Regions from separate parts of the Mus musculus genome. Here region 1 is linked to region 2. A link is a loop called in an ENCODE intact Hi-C map of the cell type or tissue named here. Cell type or tissue: left cerebral cortex. All regions are shown on one strand. Links, peaks and the distances in the headings refer to the core of each region. The heading gives the core; the rest is flanking DNA.

What was found. Peaks named below come from ENCODE experiments on the same cell type or tissue, not always from the same donor. Only the 100,000 strongest peaks of a DNase experiment are listed, where the experiment ranks them.
Region 1: a loop joins it to region 2, with 6 times the contacts of the local background. A loop is called at or near these places in 20 of 42 quality-filtered maps.

Annotation. Positions count from the first base shown.
Region 1 is chr4:86,571,292-86,581,275 of GRCm38, reverse strand. It overlaps Rraga (Ras-related GTP binding A), which reads right to left and starts at 5,603. Exons shown (of 1, transcript NM_178376.3): 1 at 3,991-5,603. The coding sequence starts at 5,357. The coding sequence ends at 4,416. Haus6 (HAUS augmin-like complex, subunit 6) reads left to right here. Exons shown (of 17, transcript NM_173400.3): 17 at 1-2,421. In left cerebral cortex, for the core only: CTCF peaks have their summits at 5,832 (motif pointing left) and 6,802 (motif pointing left); DNase peaks (open chromatin) are centred at 4,951, 5,120, 5,622 and 6,103; H3K4me3 peaks cover 2,211 bases; H3K27ac peaks cover 1,974 bases.
Region 2 is chr4:86,691,734-86,701,717 of GRCm38, reverse strand. No RefSeq gene overlaps it. Among named protein-coding and RNA genes, the nearest start is that of Gm42312, 14 kb to the left of the region's middle. In left cerebral cortex, for the core only: CTCF peaks have their summits at 4,639 (motif pointing right) and 6,398 (motif pointing right); DNase peaks (open chromatin) are centred at 4,664 and 6,424.

The sequences.
Region 1 (9,984 bases), core at 4,075-8,074, 120 kb after region 2:
ACCATTGTGGTCTGTGGATGGTATGTTGGGGGTGTTTTGGGAAAAGCAACAAGTTTTTTGTTACTTACTGATTGGAAACATTCACGTTTCCTAGTGCCTACAGAGTATCCCAAAATAATTTGAGAAAATTGAACATGGATTTAGGCAACTTGTAACATTCGTATGTTTTTGCCTCATTGTCAGGGGTCTTGTTTGTATTATCTAAGGAATAAATACATGTGCCTGAATAAGCCTGACTAGAAGAGGCACTAACGGTTGATTTATTATCTCCTCCTAGTCTGTGAAGAGCCTCAGTGTGTAACTATCAAAATCTTGTTCCCAAGCCTTAAGAAAATGAGAGAAGAGAAAGGTAGATGGCCTGAGTTGTCAGAAGGACTGTCTAAAAGCTGCTTGACAGAGGGACGGAAAGAAGTCATGGTCCCGAGGGCTCTGGGTTCCTTCATGAGTGCAAAGAGGACATGGTCCCGAGGGCTCTGGGTTCCTTTATGAGTGCAGCAGAGCAGGGACTGCTCAGGTGTACTGGGAAATCCTTTGCTGTCTTCTTTACAGCCTAGTATCTACATTCTAAATAGCATGTTAAGGAAGAGGAAGGACTATCAGGGGAGCCAGAGCAGGGCTAAGTGTTCAATATGCATGATTGCATTTAACCTTTGTAATTGAGATAGGAGGCATACCTAGCCTGCAGATACAGAAGCTAAGAGATGAAGTGGCTGGAGTAGGATGCAGGGACCAACTGTATTAGGATCATCTGAGATGCCTGTTTAAAAATGCTCATTTAGAGAGGATCTAGAAATCTCATTTCAAATACGCTTCCATGGCAACTCACAAGTTCAGCAGTTTGCTGCCAAGAGGATGGGATTCATATTTAGTCCCTAGGTACCGTTAAGAAGTGGCACACTATTGTAAGTATATTGCTCTAGGAGCCCTTCATTATGAGAGTCAAAAGATGAAGTATCTGGCTATTTTGGGTTTATAAGTCACTAAAATTTACCTATAGTCGGCTGAGCATTTCTGAAATGATCATTTCCTGTTTCAGTACCATGAACAAATCTCAACTCTCACTTCTCCAAAACTGATTATAACTTAGTGTTTCAGTGCCTTCCTGCACAGTAGTGCCTTCTCCTGCAGTTAGTTCCCTTTGACGTTTAGGAACTACTTTGATCATGTCAGGCCCTTGCTTAAAAGCCCATTGATGGTTCATTGTAATTATAGAACAGCGTTTTGGTATAAAGACCCCTTCTTCTCTCCTCCCACCTCCTGCTGGGATCTTTTACCTTGTCCTCCTAGTTCACCTCAGTTCTTTGTTAGTTTGCAGACTCTAATAACCTTTAATTATACCAGTTAGGATTAAAAAAAATTATTTATTTTCACATGTAGGATATTTTTCTTCTAATTTTTAATTTATTTTCATGTGTGTGGATGTTTGCCAACATGTCTGTGTACCTCTTTGGTGCCTGGTGCTCCCTGAGGAGGGAGTCAGATCCTCTGAGACTGGTGTTAGCATCCACATAGGTGCTAGGACTTGATCCTGGGTCACAGGATGAGCAGCCACTGGGGTATCTCTTCAGCCAGCTATAGTTCCTTTAAAATTCACAGCAGCACTTTAACCCTTTAAACACCTTTGATCTCAGCCTTGGGGAGGCAGGCAGATCTGAGTCTAGTCTACAGTCAGTTCCAGGACAGCCAGTGCAACATAGTGAGGCCCTGTCTGCAAAGACAAGACTGAAGGTTCAGACAAATGACATTTTCTACCTTGATGTCTTAGTTTGCCCTCCCTAGATCCATGGTCTTCCATCTTTTCTGAAGTATATAGTATAGCTGTTTTGTGTGTGGGGAGGGTGTGGTGGTGGGGAGACAGGAATTTTGCTGTTTTTGTTCAGGTTAGCTTCAGCTTACAGCTGTCTTCTGCCTCAGTCTTCCAAGTGCTGGAACTACAGATGTTTGCCTAGCTTTTCCTTAATGTCTTTGTTAGACATCTCCCCCGACTTTATGTGATTTCTGATCCAGCTGTATACACACCTTGGTGCTGAGCATGAAAAGTGGTACTAAGTAAGATAAAGAACATTTGGGGGGGGGGCAGGGATTAAGCTTAACAAAATACTAAACAGACATTTTGAAACCTTTACAATATTCTTAGTTATAAGGTATCATCCCATTTTTTTTCTAGCGTGTAAACAGGAATTCTTGAGACCTGTATAAAAGCAAACTATTTCTCCCCCTAGTATACTAAAAAATGTGTTTCAAAACATTTCATTTAATGTGTGAAGACAGTATATATAGATCAGATGCCTGGTTGCTCTAAAGAGCACCCACCTTTTTATGCACTGAGAGCTGGCAAGTTCATGCTGTTAAGTGGAAAATGTCTGTGTTCTAAGGACTGTTCTACATACTGCTGTCTAGAATAAACAATGTTTCACCACTTGTCTGGAATTCCCTGTATTTCAAAAAGAATTATGCCTCAAACACACCACTGAATTATCGCATACAAAAGTACAACTTGGTAAAATAATTTAAGACTCAATGATACAGGTAAGAGTTTTTTTTTACTGGTGTTTTACTCACTAGGATCTAGATTTACAACAGCTTTTATGTTTGAGGCAGGGTCTTGCTATGTAGCCCTGACTGGCCTGAGTGAGAGAGTGAGTGAGTGGTCTTTGTGCCTTTGTAAAATGAATGGCTCCTAGTCAGAGAAGTCTCTGCTTTATCTAACACAGCCCATATGACACTAGAACTGAAATGGAGCAGTTTATATTTGTATTCTGCTTTTAACCATATGTGCCCAATGCAAACTAGGAACCTCAGAATCTTTCCCCACAAAATAAGTAATATACAAACTTGGTATCATGCAATTTCCAGATAAATACAAATGTCAAAACACCAATTTTGCAGCCTTTGTTTCTAAAGTTTGTAAATTTGGAATTACATGTAGAAATAGTCTATACCTAAAATGGTAGTTTTTATTTTTTTGAAGCAAGACCTTAGTATAGTATAGCCTAGGTTGTCCTTAAATTTATGGTAATCATCTTACATAGCCACCTGACTACTGGGATTACAGGGAAGGAGCAAATGCCGAGGTAAAGGGGTGTGATGGAGGCACAAAGGGTCTGGTCAGATCTAAAGTGTCTCACCAGTCATGCCAGCCTCCTCATGTTTTAATGATAGACATCACCATCCATCAGGTTATGAGGCTAGATTAAAATACTTGCATGCCAAGTACTTAATACCTGGCATTTAATGGGCTCAAACTTTGCCAGATGTCACATGCAGTGTTTGGAGGAATGGCATAATCTTGATGCTTGCTTTGTTGACCATTTTGATCTTAATGTAGTGGTCTTACTGTAGCCACAAAAGGAGAGCAGGCATAGTGAAATCACGTCTTGCCTGACTTCAAAGTAAAAGATCAGCACTGGGATTTCACCCCAGGAAGTTCTAGACAAGCATTCTAGCACTGAGCTATGTCCCTAGCATAAGAACTTGTTGGGACTGGGGTCTCATGTATCTCTGGCTAAACATCCCAACAACCTTAAAACACCCAATACTGCCTTCACCTGGGATTACAGGCATGCACCACTAGCACCAGGCTTTTATGTGCCTCTGGTGGTGGATCCCAGATCTTGTGAATTCGTGGCAAGCTATATACCAGTTGAGCTACATTATATAAATATCTAGTCCTTGAATTAGTTTTAAACTTTTTAAATGTGGATGGATGTTCTGCTTGCACCAGCTGTGTGCCTGGTGTTTGTAGAGGCCAGAGGGTGTTGGATTCCCTAGGACTGGAATTACACATGGTTGTGAACTGTCATGTGGATGCTAGGAATTAAACCCAGGTATCTGGAAAAGCAGATAGTGCTGTTAACCAGAGTCACTATTCCAGCCCCTTGAGTCTTTACCACTACTACATCTGCTACCAAGCATTGCCAATTTGCCAGCTAAATGATACTTGAGGATAATCAGAATCTATAAAGTACCTGCAAATTATTTCAAACAACATTTTAAATTGCTAATAAGTTTATTCATGATTGAAACCAAGGAGGATTTAGAAATACATTTTAATATCTTGCTGATAAAATAGTAACATTCCACCTTTGTGATCTGATAATACAGAAGATAACTGCTTTAATACTCTATTATAACCAGGTAACCAGAACACACACACATACACACACACCCACCCACACCCCACCTACTTTAGTGTTAACACCACACTAACTTTTCATAAAGGCCGTCTTGAAGATCTCTACTTGATAGCTGAGTAAATAGCGTCCAATACTAAGACTAGGGAAGAGATGAGATAGTAAGCACACGTTTCAAGCTCACTTTTAAGCACATGACATTATGAATATTAAAGACAAATGATGCAAAAAAAAAAAAAACACCGTAATTCAGCATTTTACTAAAGAGCATTTGGCATTATTTCAACGCATGAGGAGGCTGTGCTTGGGCCCATCTACTCTTTCTAGCTTCTCAAAGTGTTTCCTGGCATTACGAATGTTGATCAGAGTAGCTGCAGAAGGGATGGATGGATCTGACATGACCACCATCACGTACGTGTTTGATGTAAAGATGTCGATGAAGGCAGCGAAGTTAGAATTCCTCACTTCCATGCTCTGGAAAGAAGCGGCCAATTTACTGCAGCTCAGCTTAAACTGCTTGATGATGTTGCTGATCTTCTCAAAGCGGTGCACATCTCGCTGCTCTTTGCACTGGTAGTGGGAAATCACCAAGAACGTAGCTCTCTCGAACAGCAGAACTTCATCAGCCTCAATAATCTGGGCAAAATTCCTTAGGTTCATCTCCAGCTGCTGAACGTTGGGGATCAGCTGATAGACGATGCTGGACCAGGCTTTGTAGAGCGTCTCATCCCAGATGGACGTTCGAAAACAAGCGCACTCCAGCGGGCGAGACAAACGCCTCAGGTCTTCCTCTCGCTCTTTAAAAATCAGGTCACGTTGATCTTCCTGAACCAGATCCATTTTGTGCACCAGGCAGAAGATTTTGGCGTCAGGTGAATTCTGGAGGATGGCTTCCAGACACGATTGGTAATAATGCATATCTTTTTCCAGTTCGCGGCTCTCTACGTCAAACACGTATATCAGAACCTCCACATTACGGAAGATGTTGTCCCGCTGGCTGGTGAAGTAATTTTCCATAAAGGTGTCCTGGCCGCCACAGTCCCACAGGTTCAGCACCAGGTTCCCCAAGAATCGGACGTGGGAGTGCTCCACGTCGATGGTGGCACCCAGGCGCCTAGTGTCGCGCGCAATATAATTTGCAAAGATGATCGACCTCATGCTGGTCTTCCCCGACCCGCTCTTTCCCATCAACAGCACCTTTTTCTTCATGGCTGTATTGGGCATCACCTGCCGGCGTCGCCACGGACTGGGCCTGAGGCACGGCCTAACGGCGGACCGACCAAGGATGGGGACGGCGGGACACCGAGCACCGACCGGCAGCGGAGGCCGTGCACGCGAGCTGGGGGCAGGAAAGACCGCGGCGAGGCGAGGTCTCAGAAAACAGCGCCCGAGGCAATGGCCACAGCCGCTCCGAGCTAGCGAGAGCAGACCAGTGATGTGATCAGCTTCGGCCCGGCCGCCACCCACTTCCCGCCGGCATCTCGCGAGAACTCCGAGGGCCTGCCGCCACCCACTTCCGGTGGCGACATCGCGAGAACGTCGGCTACTCCTTTGAGACCCTTGGAATTCTAAGAAACTGCTTCTTCCATTGCAATCTAGCGCACAGCGAGTTAAAATGAAAGGGCGAGCCCACGCTGGGGTTTTGTTCTGCTTGGGTTGCCCTGGGTCTTTGCAGAAGGGGTCGAGTGAACCTGGGAGGGAGAATGCTGCCCCCGCGTGGCCAAAAGTCCTCACACGCCCACTGCCATTATCACCTCAGAGAGATAATAGTGCTGTAGGCTTGACAATCAGGCAGGTAGAGGAGCGGGGATGACAAATGAAAACCAGCAGAAAGAGATTTCGAAAAACTAATTGCCCAGGGCTAGGCAGTTCCTTACCAGGGAGACATCCTGATTCCTTGTTCTTTTTACCTCAGCTTGAGAATGTGTAATTAGAATCCAAAACTCGAGTAGAGGGTAATATGGAACACCATGCAATAGCTTCGTCCTCACGGTTACCGTGTGAACAACTGTTTTCAAACCTGAGGGGGTTAACGAGTCTGAGTGCCTTAGAAGGTCTGCTCACTTAGCCATAGGCCACATGGCCTCAAGCCTTTAAGAAGAGATAAGCAGTGTCATCCAGTAAGTTGAGGCTGAGTCAGTAGAATTACCAGGGCACGTCATATTCCTAAATTAGGACACTGCATCCTTATTGTAAAGCCCTTTCCAGGTTGTATACTACACTGTACCAATGAAGACATTTTCTCACTTATTCATTCAAAAATTGGATGTTGGGGCTAGAGACATAGCTTATCATTTAAGCCATGGTCTCCCGCACAGATATGGTGCACACACACACACACACACACACACACACACTGCTCTTCCAGAGAACCTGGGTTTGCTTCCCAGCACCACTGTGACTCCTTGAAACTGTAACTTCAGTCCAGGGGATGATGCCTTCTTTCAACCTCTGTGGGCACTGCATGCATATGATGCATAGACACACAGGCAAAATATGAATTTACATAAATAATGTTTACAATATGCAAGAAAATTCAAAAGTGGGCTGGCAAGATGGCTAAGCGGGTAAGAGCACTGACTGCTCTTCTGAAGGTCCTGAGTTCTAATCCCAGTAACCACATAGTGGCTCACAACCACCCCGTAATGAGATCTGATGCCCTCTTCTGGTGTGTCTGAAGACAGCAACAGTGTACTTATCTATAATAATAAATCTCTGGGCTGGAGTGAGCAGAGGTCCAGAATTCAATTCCTAACAACCACATGAAGGCTCACAAGCATCTGTGTAGCTACAGTGTACTCATATACATAAAAAAAGACAATTTAAAAGTAATCATTGTTGCAGGATATTTGATCACACTGAACCCTGAGAGTGTATTGTTTACTAAAAGACAAACAAAAACAAAAAAACGATTTCTAGTTGTGATGTGGCTCAGTCATAGCACACACCTTTAATTCCTCTGGTTAGAATACAGATATGCCCTTAGAACACACTTTTAATCCCAAACAGTGAAGGTAAAGTTAGTTTGTAGAAGAAAGCACCTTGTTTGAAAGTTATGTCTAATTGAGTGGCAGACAAAGTAACAAATCAGAGAAAGATTTGACAGAATAGGCTACACCCAGCTCTCAAGAGGAGAGGGGAAAGAGGTTACATAACCAATAGCAGCACACACACACACACACACACACACACAGAGAGAGAGAGAGAGAGAGAGAGAGAGAAAGAGAGAATCTACCAGGACAGTTACAAAGAGAAAAGGTTGAAAAGAGAGAGCAAGCTAAACACAGGGGAAGGCAGAGGAGCCAGAGACTGAGAAGGAGTCAGAAGATTAGAACAGATTGCCAAAATCAGTATGAGGCCAAGCAGAGCAATTAAGAAAAGGCCGAGAGAGAGAAGCCAGATTGAATCAGTCAGTTTGGAGAGGAGTTTGAGCCAGAACAGCTGAGTTGACCAGCCAGCCAGAGATCAGAACAGGAAAAGGTGAGCTTATTCAGCAGTAAGTCTCACAGGCAGGAAACATTCTAGCCCTAGATTAGATTGTATGGAAGCTAGAAGCTTCTAGGACCTGGCCTAGGTTAGCAGACAGAGACAGTAAGCCTTGGGGATGACAATAGGAGTAGAAAAGATACATTTACAAGCCATTGCTCCCTTTTATGCATTATTTAGTTAGTGTGTGTGCGTGTGCATGTGCACGTGCATGTATGTTGAAATAGATGTCTTACTTAGGGCTGGCCATTCAGTAGTCACTCTCAGTTCTTTGACCAGTTATGAGTCTCTGCACTAATTGCTGCCCACTACAGAGAATCTGCTCTGGTTGAGGCTGAGGACAGAACTAATCTATATGTAAACATAAATATTTAGAAGGGAGTTGGGCATGCCCATTTAGCAAGATAACTTGTAGGTTCCTCAAGTTTACAGTACCAGACATGAATTCTCTCCTTTGCAACAGGCTTCAGATCCAATGCAAAAGCAGTTGGTTACCTCATAACCTTTGTGTTGCTATTGTACCAGTGGGCATGGCAGGTTGGTGTTATAGCCTTCAGGGTTCACCACTGGGTAGTATCACTGACGACTTCCCCTGCAGTCTGCTTAGTTAGTACCCTCTGGCACACGAAAACTCGCCAGCAGGGAGGAAGGCTTTAGGTCTGTTCCAGCTCGATGCCCCCTCCCCTGCCCCTAGTTTGATGTCTTTATGCTCTGCAACCAAAATATATTCTGTCTCGAGCAATAGTGTCTTACTATCTAGTTATGGTCAGTAACCAAGAGCAACCGCAATCACCAGTGTTGTTTGGGGAGCCTCTGGGGCCTTTCTGACCCTGATCCCAGGTCTGGAACTGAGTTTTTGTTTAATAACACACATCTTCTGGGGGAAGTTTTGACTACCCATGCTGGGTACCTGTGTTTAAAGTTACACGCACATTTTAATTAGCCTACACATAGTGGGTCTTCATAAATGCTTTCCTTAGATCCTTTGTTTTGGTTAACAAACTCCTCCCTCATGCTGTACCCCGACCCAATCACTGCTTAAAGTTTTAGCCTCCAGTATTCTCCCCCCTCTATTTTCCTATTGTATGTATTCTATATACCCTCACCCATGAAGAGCCCTCACCCCTACATGGCCCTTTTTAGCTTCCTGAGTTTGACATGTACTCCCAAGTAAGCACAGATCTGAAAGTTCAATAGCCTTTGTTCTGAACATTTAGTGTTTTAATTTTGTCAGATGTGTGTGTGTGTGTGTGTGTGTGTGTGTGTGTGTGTCTGCCTGTCCATCTGTGTGAGTGTACACCACTTGTGCATCAGAGAAGGCACTGAATTCTGAACCAAGGTTACAGGCAGTGGAGAGCCACCTTAGCTAGGTGCTGGAAACCAAACTTGACTCCTCTAGAGGAATGAGGAATACTAATTGTAGTGAGGATTTTTGTTTTCTAGTTGGGGGGTTGGAAGGGATTGGGGTAAAGAAAGATGGTAAGAAAAAGATCCCACTAAAATAACCAGAAGGCCAGCTACAACTGATAACTCCTGAACTCCCAGTCCCAAGTAGTTTAGTTGTCATATGGTGAGAGGAGTCTCTTTTCTGATCTGTCTGTGTGGTGTTGTAAATGCCTTGTGTGTCTGGACTGGCATCTCCTTTCCTAAATCTGGGATTTTTTTTTTCCTGCTTGGTTCCCTTGAAAACACTTTTCATGTCTCTAGAATGAGATTCTTCTGTTTCTTCAATGCTGATAATCTAACAAATTTGGCCTTTTCCAAATGTCATATGTATATTGGAATTGCCATTGGAGTCTTCTTATTTTTTTTCTTTGTCTTTGTTAGATTTTGTTCTGCTTTCTCCATCTTGTCTTCAAGATATTCTGTCCTCCCCATCCCCCGTCCATTCTTGCTGATTCTTTCCACAGAGTTTATTTGATCTATTATGCTTTTTCACTTCCAGATTTGAGATCAGTTTTTCTTCAACCTTTCTCCCTCTGTTGAATTCCTTTCATACCCATTATCTTTCTTATTTCACACAGCTGTTTGTTTGCGTCTTGGAACATGCATACAGTCACTATTTTGAGTTCCATCTTTTGGGGTATCGCTGTAACCACCATGGCTAGCAGAGTAATAACTGGTGGGGTGCGAGAGGTGGTTTCCTTCAACATTGCTGTGTAGCCGGTATTTGTTCAGACTTTGGGAATCAGACCCTGAATAGCTCATTGTAGGCATTTTGAAGGACTGAAAATTTTCTTGTAAACTTTCCTGGTGATAACCTACTCCTGAGTGAACAATAAAGTGTTCAACATGACTACATTGGAACTCTGGAAGCAACATGTGACATCTTCAATAAAGATGAATTCTACAGATTCACTCTAAC
Region 2 (9,984 bases), core at 2,536-6,535:
ATGTTTCTGGGGAACAGCAGGTAGATGAATCATTTACATTTTAAAAACCTTTGTATGTTCATGTGTGCATGTTGTGAGCCGCCCAACATAGGTACTTGGAATTTAACTCAGATCCTCTGTAAGAGCTGAACATGCTTTTAATTGCTGAGCCATCTCTCTTGACCTGAAACTTAGTTTTTAATCTAGTCAGTTACCCACTGCCTGTTAAGTGATGTGTTAAAGTTATTTGCATTTAAGGCTGGTATTGAGTGGAACTTGTCGTTTTCTAAGGTTGTGTTGATTATTGGTAGTTTGTTGTTCTATACCTCCCTCCTAGTACTAGGGATTTCCTGATTTCACATGTCAGTCATAGTGTATTCCTTCTTATCCCTCCTTTGTTCATCTGCTTGTACATTGTCCAGTGTATTCTTGCCTGTGCTCTCGCTAATAATTTTTTTGTCTTAGTTTGTTTTCTGTTGTTGTGATAAACACCAGGACCAAATGCAGCTTAGGGAGAAAAGGGTTTATTTCAACCTACAACCCTTAGGTTGCACTCCATCACTGAGAAAATTCAGGGCAGGAACTGAAGCCAGGCACTTAAAGCAAAAATTGACCATAGAGGAATGCTGCTTACTAGCTTGCTCCCTCTGGCTAGCTCAGCCTGCTTTATTATACAATTCAGGGCAGGAGTGGCACTGTCCATAGAAGGATTTGCTCTCCTACAACATTCAAGACAATTCTCCACAGACAAAGCTATGGAATAATAGGATCCAAGCAATCCCTCCGTTGAGTTCCACTCTTCCCAGGTTACCGTTGTGCCATGGTGACAGCTGAAGCTACCTTTGATAGCTGTCTTTCTCGTTCTTCTGTGCATATCCATCCCTTTAGTATTTTCTGCAATGTTGGCTTTGTTGTAATGTAAAAGACAGGCCTTCATCTGTGCCTGTCTTGAAATGTTTATATTTTCCCATCAATGTTAAGAGATAATTTTGTTTTGTATAGCAAATTGTTGGTTAGTAATTATTTACTTTCAGGGTTTGAAATATTTCACTTTATGCTTTCTTGGCTTTTAGAGTTACTGATGATCGTCTTATGTTATTCGGATGTGCTTGGTTTATATATATCATATACACAATAATATAATTAATAATATAGTATAGATGCATCATATGTGAGGCAGGGTCTGTCTCATTAGTGCCGAGACTGAAGGTGTGTGCGCCATGCTTCCCAGCCTTGATGTGTCTGTTTTGGTGTCTGAGTTGGTGCTTCTCTCTTGCAGCTTTTCACATCATCTCTTTACTTGGTAGTTTTGGTGTCTTCACTGATAGACTGTGGAGATCTTCTATGGACATGTGCATTTGGAGTTCTAAGTGTCTCCTTGTTTAGATATCCATTTTCTTCTCTAGGTTTGGGGGATTTTTTGCTATAATTTCATTGAACAAACAAACAAACAAACAAACAAACAATCTGTGTCTTTATTTAGCTCATCTCCTTTTCTACAGTGTAGTTTCCTAGGATTGGTTTCTTCCCAGTGTATCCCAGATGGTTTGCCCATGCTCTTTGCTTATGTTCTTTGTTTTCTTTTAGAGATTTATTTATTTGTTTTATGTACATGAGTAGACTATCACTCTCTTCAGACACACCAGAAGAGGGCATGGGATCCCATTACAGATGGTTGTGAGCCACTTATGTGGTTGCTGGGATTTAAACTCAGGACCTCTGGAAGAGCAGTCAGTGCTCAACTGCTGAGCCCTCTCTCCAGCCCATTTTTGTTTCTTCTATTTTACTGAAATTATTACTGTTTTGACCCTCTCTTTCGTGCCTAAAACTCATTTTTCTGCATGGCCTGTGTATTAATACTTCCCAATGTGTTTCTAATTTTGTTGATTGGTTCATTTTCAGCATTTCTGTTTAGTTCTTTTTCAATCTTGTTTCCTTAGTGAATTTTTCCCTCCATGTTTTTTAGCATTTCCTCCAACTTACTGAATGTTGCATGTAGCTCCACCCAGGTTCCCTTGGATCCACGGATGAACACACACATTAGTTTAATTTTCAACCTGCCTTATGGCTCAGTTGCTAGGAGCTTCTACTCTCCCATGGCTAGTGTGCTCCTCCCAGTATTCTTAGCCCAGCACCCTAAATCTGCCTTCAACTTTAGTCGATCAGTTACCTTTCCTTGTTCAGCAATCCAAAACTGCCCTCCACATAGTTGCAATTCTAATCTCCTGCCTGGGGAAGCAGCCTATGGCCTTACCACCTACAATCTCACATGACTGGGTCACTTTTTCTCCTTCTGAAGCATGGTGAAAATCCCCCTTTCTTTTCCTGCAACTCTTAGCCTGCCTGTGGGGACCCGGAAGTCCCACCTCTTTCCTTCCACCAAGCAATTGGCCCTAGGCATCTTTATTGATTGATCAAGAACCAATTGGGGGATGGGACCTTGGCATCAGAACCACCGACCATCATATTCCTTTTGCTGCTTCCTTGTCTAAGTCAGTACTTGGCTTTCTTCATCAGTTCATTTGAGTTCTCATGTGCTCACTAATCATTCGCAGAGAGAAGGATGCTGTTCTGTGCTGGTTTCTAACTTCAGATGGACTCAACTAGAATCTTAAGACATGTTCTATTCTTTAAACAAAAACAAACAAACAAACAATCTACAACTGTCTGTTTGTCTCTACTTATTTATTGTTTTTTTTTGAGACACAAAGAAAACACAGGGTTTCTCTGTGCATGCCTGGCTGTCCTGGAATTTGCTCTGTTGACCAGGCGGACCACAAACTCATCTGTGATGGTGATCCACCTGCCTCTACCTCCCCAGTGCTGGGATCAAAGGCATGCACCACCACCACCACCACCACCACCACCGCCACCACTACCACCCAGCTCTTTCTTTCCTTTCCTTTTTTTTTTAAAATATTTTTCTTTTTTCTGATTTTATTTTATTTTATGTGTTTAACTGTTCTTCCTGCATGAATGTATGCCATTACAGATGGTTGTGAGTCACTATGTGGTTGCTGAGACTTGAACTCAGGCCCTCTGGAAGAGCAGTCAGTGCTCTTGACCACTGACCCACATCTCCAGCCTCCAATCACCTTTCTTGTTCTTTTCCTAGTCCCATGGATGCCCTTCCTTTCTCACCTAATTGCCTTTGCATCTTCATGTTTCCCCCATTGCTTTGTTTGCTTTTAGATGACTCAGTGAGAGACATTACAATTGCTTACAGAAGCATAAGTAAGGGTTATTTACAGGAGCGGGTGAACCCTATCAGTGTCTCTACTCCTGAATCAAATCTTTTCTTTTCCCAGCAAATTGCCTATAGATCCTCCTGGAGGGGTTAAGCAACTTGAGTCCCTTCTCCCTAGCAACAATTATCCTCAGAAAGAGAAGAGACCTCGTGATGGAATTTTAACGGACCTAATCTGTGGTCCCAACTACTGAGAATTCAAGAATGTAACAGTCCTGTCATGCCCAGAAGACAGCATTACACAACACTCCACACCTTTACCCAGCACTTAGATTCCCACCCACTCTTCTGCATTGTCAGGATTCTCTGTAGCAACCATTGCCCAATACAAAAAGAAGTTTCTATGACCAAAGCCAACAGCACAAATCTATGAACACAGATATAAATATTTAGAAGGCAACATGACAGGAACTTCATGTTTATATGGCAAATCAATAACACTAGCTTCCCCACTAGGGGCTGTGACCCTGCAACCCAGCCTCAGGCATTTGACCAGATTTATAGTGCTAGATTTGAGTTCCCTCTGGTGGACCAGGCCTCAGATTCAATAATAGTAGTAGTAATAAGAATATGGTTCGTCATTTCCATGAGAGGTCTGCCATTATTGTACTAATGGGCATGTCTTACCTCTCAGTTGGAAGAAAAGGAGGCAAGGTACCAGCTGAGGAAAACCCACTGCCAGTTCTCCCCAGCAGTCTGCTTGTATCTCCAGCACTAAGAAAGTCACAAGGAAGAAGCTCCCAACACACTTCCAGAGTTGACGTCTACATCCTGCTCTCAAAGTGTGTGATGTCTTCAGCAATAGGCTCTTTCCATCTAGTTCCGGGTTCGATCCCAGCATGAACTAAATTGGGAATGATAGTGCATGCCTAGCTCTTGGAAGGAAACAGGAACAGAGTTTAAGGTTATCCTTGGCTACCTATAAAGTTTGATGACATTTGGCTACATGAGATTTTGTTTCAGTGAAACAAATCAACAACAACAACAACAACAAAAACCCTAAAACTGTTTATATATTCCTTTTTTGTTGTTTGTTTGTTTCCAATACAGGGTTTCTCTGTGTAGCCTGGGCTGTTCTATAACTCACTCTGTAGACCAGGCTGGCCTTGAACCCACAGAAGTAGGCCTGCCTCTGCCTTCTGAGTTCTGGGATTGAAAGGAACTTTTTTTCCTTGAACATAAATATAATGAGAAATCTGTTGTGAAGTGGTGTCCTATGCCTTTAATCCCATCACTCGGGAGGCAGAAGCAGGCAAGTCTCTGAGTTTGAGGTCACCTTGGTCTACAGGTGCATTCCAGGACAGCCAGAGCTGCACAGAGAAACACTGTCTGGAGAAAGAGAAAAGAAACAAAGAAAAGGAAAAAAGGGAATGGGAGTGGGGGAAGAAAGTCTAGTAGTTGTAGTTTCCCTACTTGCCCAGTAGATGTCACTCAAGACCCAGAAAGTGGGAGACAAAGGTGATGCATTTTGAAGCTCTGGCTTGTCTTCCCGCGTTGCTCCATGTCCCACTGTCTGAATCTGGTTTGCCTAGTCATGTACTTAGAACTGTATGTTCTTGCTGATTATACCCCCCAATTCTCTCATCTGTGTCGAAAAATGTGTTCTCCATATGTTTTGTTTGATTTTTTTTTTTACAAGGATATATGTAGACAAGGCTGGCTCCCAACTTACTTTGTAACTGAGAATGACTTTTAACTCTTTAAAATAATTTAAAAAAAATATTCATTTCAAGTTGGGCTTGGGGAGCACGCCTTTAACCCCAGAACTCGGGAGACACAAGCAGGTGAATCTTTGAGTTTAAAGCCAGCCTGGTCTGAGGAAAGTCCCAGGACAGCCAGGGCTACACAAAGAAACTGTCTCCAAAAAAATGTATTTCATTTTTATATGCATGAGGTTTTGCTTGCATGTGTGTCTGTGCACCACGTGCATACTCGATGCCCACAGAGGCAGCTAGAGTTAGGGATGGTTATGAGCCACCATGTGGGTACTGGGCCTTGAACCCAGATCCTTTGCAAAAATCAGCAAGTGTTCATAATCATTGAGACACTTCTCCAGCCTGAATTTTGAATTCTTGACCCCACAGGTTCTACCCCTCCTATGAGCTGGTATTACAAGCCTGCACCCCTCACCTAGCGTGGGGTGTCTTAGTTCTATCACAAAGCCCATGTGTAGTTAGTTACTGAGCAGTTCACGTACTTGTGAAGGGATCAGTGTACTCCATAGATGAACTGCCCTTTGTGTTTCAGGAGCGGCTCACGCCACCTTTTCTGTGGAGCTTTCTTGGTGTGTGTGGGACAGCCAAGGATGTAGGGCACTTACCTGGAGTGTGAAAGGTTTCTACATTCTTTTTTTTTTTTAATTTTTTATTAGATATTTTCTTCATTTACATTTCAAATGCTATCCCAAAAGTCCCCTATACCTTCCCCCTGCCCTGCTCCCCTACCCACCCACTCCCACTTCTTGGCCCTGGCTTTCCCCTGTACTGAGGCATATAAAGTTTGCAAGACCAAGGGGCCTCTCTTCCCACTGATGGCCGAGTAGGCCATCTTCTGCTACATATGCAGCTAGAGACATGAGCTCTGGGGGTACTGGGTAGTTCATATTGTTGTTCCACCTATAGGGTTGCAGACCCCTTTAGCTCCTTGGGTACTTTCTCTAGCTCCTCCATTGGGGGCCCTGTGTTTCATCCTATAGATGACTGTGAGCATCCACTTCTGTATTTGCCAGGCACTGGCATAGCCTCACAGGAGACAGCTATTTCAGGGTCCTTTCAGCAAAATCTTGCTGGCATATGTAATAGTGTTTGGTGGCTGATTATGGGATGGACCCCCAGGTGGGGCAGTCTCTGGATGGTTCATCCTTTCGTCTTAGCTCCAAACTTTGTCTCTGTAACTCCTTCCATGGGTATTTTATTCCCTATCCTAGGGAGAAATGAAATATCCACGCCTTGGTCTTGATTTTCTTGTGTTTTGCAAATTGTATCTTGGGTATTCTAGGTTTCTGGGCTAATATACACTTATCAGTGAGTGCGTATCAAGTGACTTCTTTTGTGATTGGGTTACCTCACTCAGGATGATATCCTCCAGATAAATCCATAGGTTTCTACATCCTTATTTATATATTTACCTGTGTATATGTGTTTACATGTTTGTGTGTGTCTAAGTGTACATGGAAGCCAGAAGAGGGCGCCATATCCCTTGGATGGAGTTAACGGTGGTTATGAGTTAGCCCATGTTGGTACTAGAAGGTGAATTCAGGTCCTCTGCAAGAACGCCAAATGCTCTCAACTTCAAAGCCGCCTCTCTAGCCCAAAGGTGCTGGGTTGAATCCCAAGCAATTACGTATCTGTGTTGAAGGGCAGGGGAGGAGGAAAGAGTAGACAGTGCAGAGTAGAAAGAGAGCCAGGTGTGGTGGTGCACACTTTTAAATCTCAGCACTCAGGAACCAGATGCAGATCTCTGTTGAATTCAAGGCCAAACTGATTTACAAAGCAAGCGAGACAGGACAGCCAGCAAGAGCTGCTAGGGAGGACAGCCAAGCTACAGGTATCATCTCAAAACAAAACAACCAGAAATAAAAAGAGACAAGTGCATAATTCTTGGCTTTGTACCAGGCATGTAACCCTAGCACTTGGGAGGTAGAGACAGGGAAATCATACGTTCAAATTCATTCTTCCCAAATAGCAAGATACAAGACATCCTATGCAACTCAATATCCAAAACAGCCGGCGGTTGGGGAGAAGCAGTGACATGGCTTAGTGGAGAAAGATGTTTGCCACACAACCCTGAAGAACTTAGAAACCCACATAAAGGTGGAAGGAGACAGCCAACTCCACAAGTTGGCCTCAGACCTCCATGCATGCGCAGCGGCACAGGTGCCCGCTCCTCCTGCTAGTAAGAGAACAAAAAAGAACCATCTGCACGTGGAATGGTTGTGGGAGGATGCTGATGGGCACGCGTGACTGTGGAGGTCCCAGGCCGACGCTGGGGTTTTCTTTGATCGTTTTCGTCCTTATTCATTGATCCAGGGTATCTCAATTGAACCTGGAGTTAATCAGTTAGGCTATTTAACTAGCCAGTTTATTCCTGGGAGCCTTGTTCCTCACGAGATAGGGTTAGAGGCTGGTGGCCATGCCCATCCAACGTTTCTATGAATTCTGGGGACTGGAATTTGGATCTTCGTGCTCCAGCCGCAAGGACTTTACTCAAAGAACCAGTTTTAGAGTCAGATCCATTTTCGGTGCCCCTTTATTCGGGAATCTGCGGCGAAGGATTGCCGTGAGTAAGCGGTAACCTGTACTATGAGGTAGCTTGGGTTATAGAGTGAGACTATGTCTAAAACAGACAAAAACAAGTATGAAAACATAAGACAAAAACAGTGTGGGGGCTGGAGAGATGACTCAGGGCGTAAGAGCACTTGCTAGAGTTTGGTTCCCACGACGGAGATTGGAGAGCTGAGAACAGGCTACAAGCCCAGCTCTGGGGATCTGATCCTGCCTCTTCTGGCTCCCGAGGCTACCCATATTCAAGGGCATATGCACACACATAGTGAAACAGAAAACAAATCATTTTACAATTATTTAAGGCGGTGCACACCTTAAACCCCAGCACCTAGTGTTTGAAGCTAACCTGGTCCACATGGTGAGTTCCAACACAGCCAGGGATACATAGTGAGACCCTAACTTGAGAAACACTATCCCCACCCCAGTGATGGTTTGTATATCCTTGGCCCAGGGAGTGGCACTATTAGGAGTGGCCTTATTGAAGTATGTGTGGCTCTGTGGGTGTGGGCTTTAAGACCCTCATCCTAGCTGCCTGGAAGTCAGTATTCTGCTAGCAGCTTTCAGATTAAAATGTAGAACTCTCAGCAGCTCTTGCACCATGCCTGCCTGGATGCTGCCATGATCTTGCCTTGCTGATAATGGACTGAACCTCTGAAACTGTAAACCATCTCCAATTAAATGCTGTCCTTATGAGTTGCCTTGGTCATGGTGTCTGTTCACAGCAGTAAAACCCTGACTAAGACAGGTCTTGAATATCTCATACCTACCACTCAAGCTTTCTACCACTAGCCTACATCTTCCAGATTTTCTTTTTAAACATGAGTCTTGCTGTGTAGCCATGGGTGCTCTCAAACCCTTCATCTTCCTGCCTCCATTTCCCAAGTGGCTGCCACCATGTTCTGTTTATCATTCTCTTCCTCTTAGCCAGCCTCTGGTGCACAGTGTATGTTGGCTGATGTGAATTAAACTGGAAGAAGTCACACTAGACGTTGCTTTTGCCTGAGCTCAGGGCCTTGTGCATGGTAGACTACAACTCTACACCAGGCTACATCTACAGGCTTTTATGAAAGTACTTCTGAGCTGGGCGGTGATGGCGTACGCCTTTAATCCCAGCACTTGGGGGGCAGAGGCCGGCAGATTTCTGAGTTTGCGGCCAGCCTGGTCTACAAAGTGAGTTCCAGTATCGCCAGGGCTATACAGAGAAACCATGTCTCAAAAAACCAAAAAAAAAAAAAAAAAAAAAAAAAGTACTTCTGAGTTCTGACTATCAATAGAGGTGTATGAGTGTGGTGCCCAGGCCTTCGCAGCTGCAGGTTTCCAGCTATTCTGGTGGAAGTGTAGTGGTATCTCTGGCTTGTGTTCAAAGTTCCCTGATCTCTAGTGAGTATGTCCCCAAGTGCTACTGCACAGTTACTTGTCTTCTGCGGAAAATGTTCAAATCTTCCATATATACTAGCTTCAAACTCACTTAGTCAAGGATGAACCTGAATGCCTCATTCTTCTGCCCCTACCTCCCAAGAGCTGGGGTTGCACACCTGTGACACCATGCTTAGCCCTTCTTCTTCTATTTCTTTTCTTCTTCTTCTTCTTCTTCTTCTTCTTCTTCTTCTTCTTCTTCTTCTTCTTCTTCTTCTTCTTCTTCTTCTTCTTCTTCTTCTTCTTCTTTCTTCTTCTTTCTTCTTTCTTCTTCTTTCTTCTTTCTTCTTCTTCTTCTTCTTCTTTCTTTCTTCTTCTTCTTCTTCTTCTTCTTCTTCTTCTTCTTCTTCTTCTTCTTCTTTCTTTCTTCTTCTTCTTCTTCTTCTCCTTCTCCTTCTCCTTCTCCTTCTCCTTCTCCTCCTCCTCCTCCTCCTCCTCCTCCTCCTCCTCCTCCTCCTCCTCCTTCTTCTTCTTCTTTTTTAAAGACAGACTCTCACTACATAACCCTGACTGGCCTGGTGTTTGCCAGGTAGGCCAAACTTACTTTGAACTCACAGAGAGCATGCTTTAGTTTCCTGAGCATTGAAATTAAAGGCGTGGACGGGAGGGGCTGGAGAGATGGCTTAGCGGTTAAGAGCAGTGGGTACTGTTCCAGACGACCTGAATTCAATTCCCAGCACCCACGTGACAGCTCACAACGGTCTGTAACCCATGTTCCAGGGGATCCAACACCCTTATATAGACATACATGGAAGTAAATCAGCCAATGAAACTGGGTGTGGTGGCACAGGCCTTTAACCCCAGCCCTTGGGAGGCAGAAGCAGGCAGATTTCTGAGTTCGAGGCCAGCCTGGTCTACAGAGTGAGTTCCAGGACAGCCAGGGCTATATAGAGAAACCCTGTCTTGAAAAAAACAATAAATAAATAAATAAATAGTTTGAAAAAAAGAATTCTATGCACAGGCTTGTGTGCCACCATGCCCTGCTTTATATTCGTCAAAAACAAAACAGAATGCTGAACAATAAAAAGTCAAGCTATTTATCTGGACATGTGCTCCTTA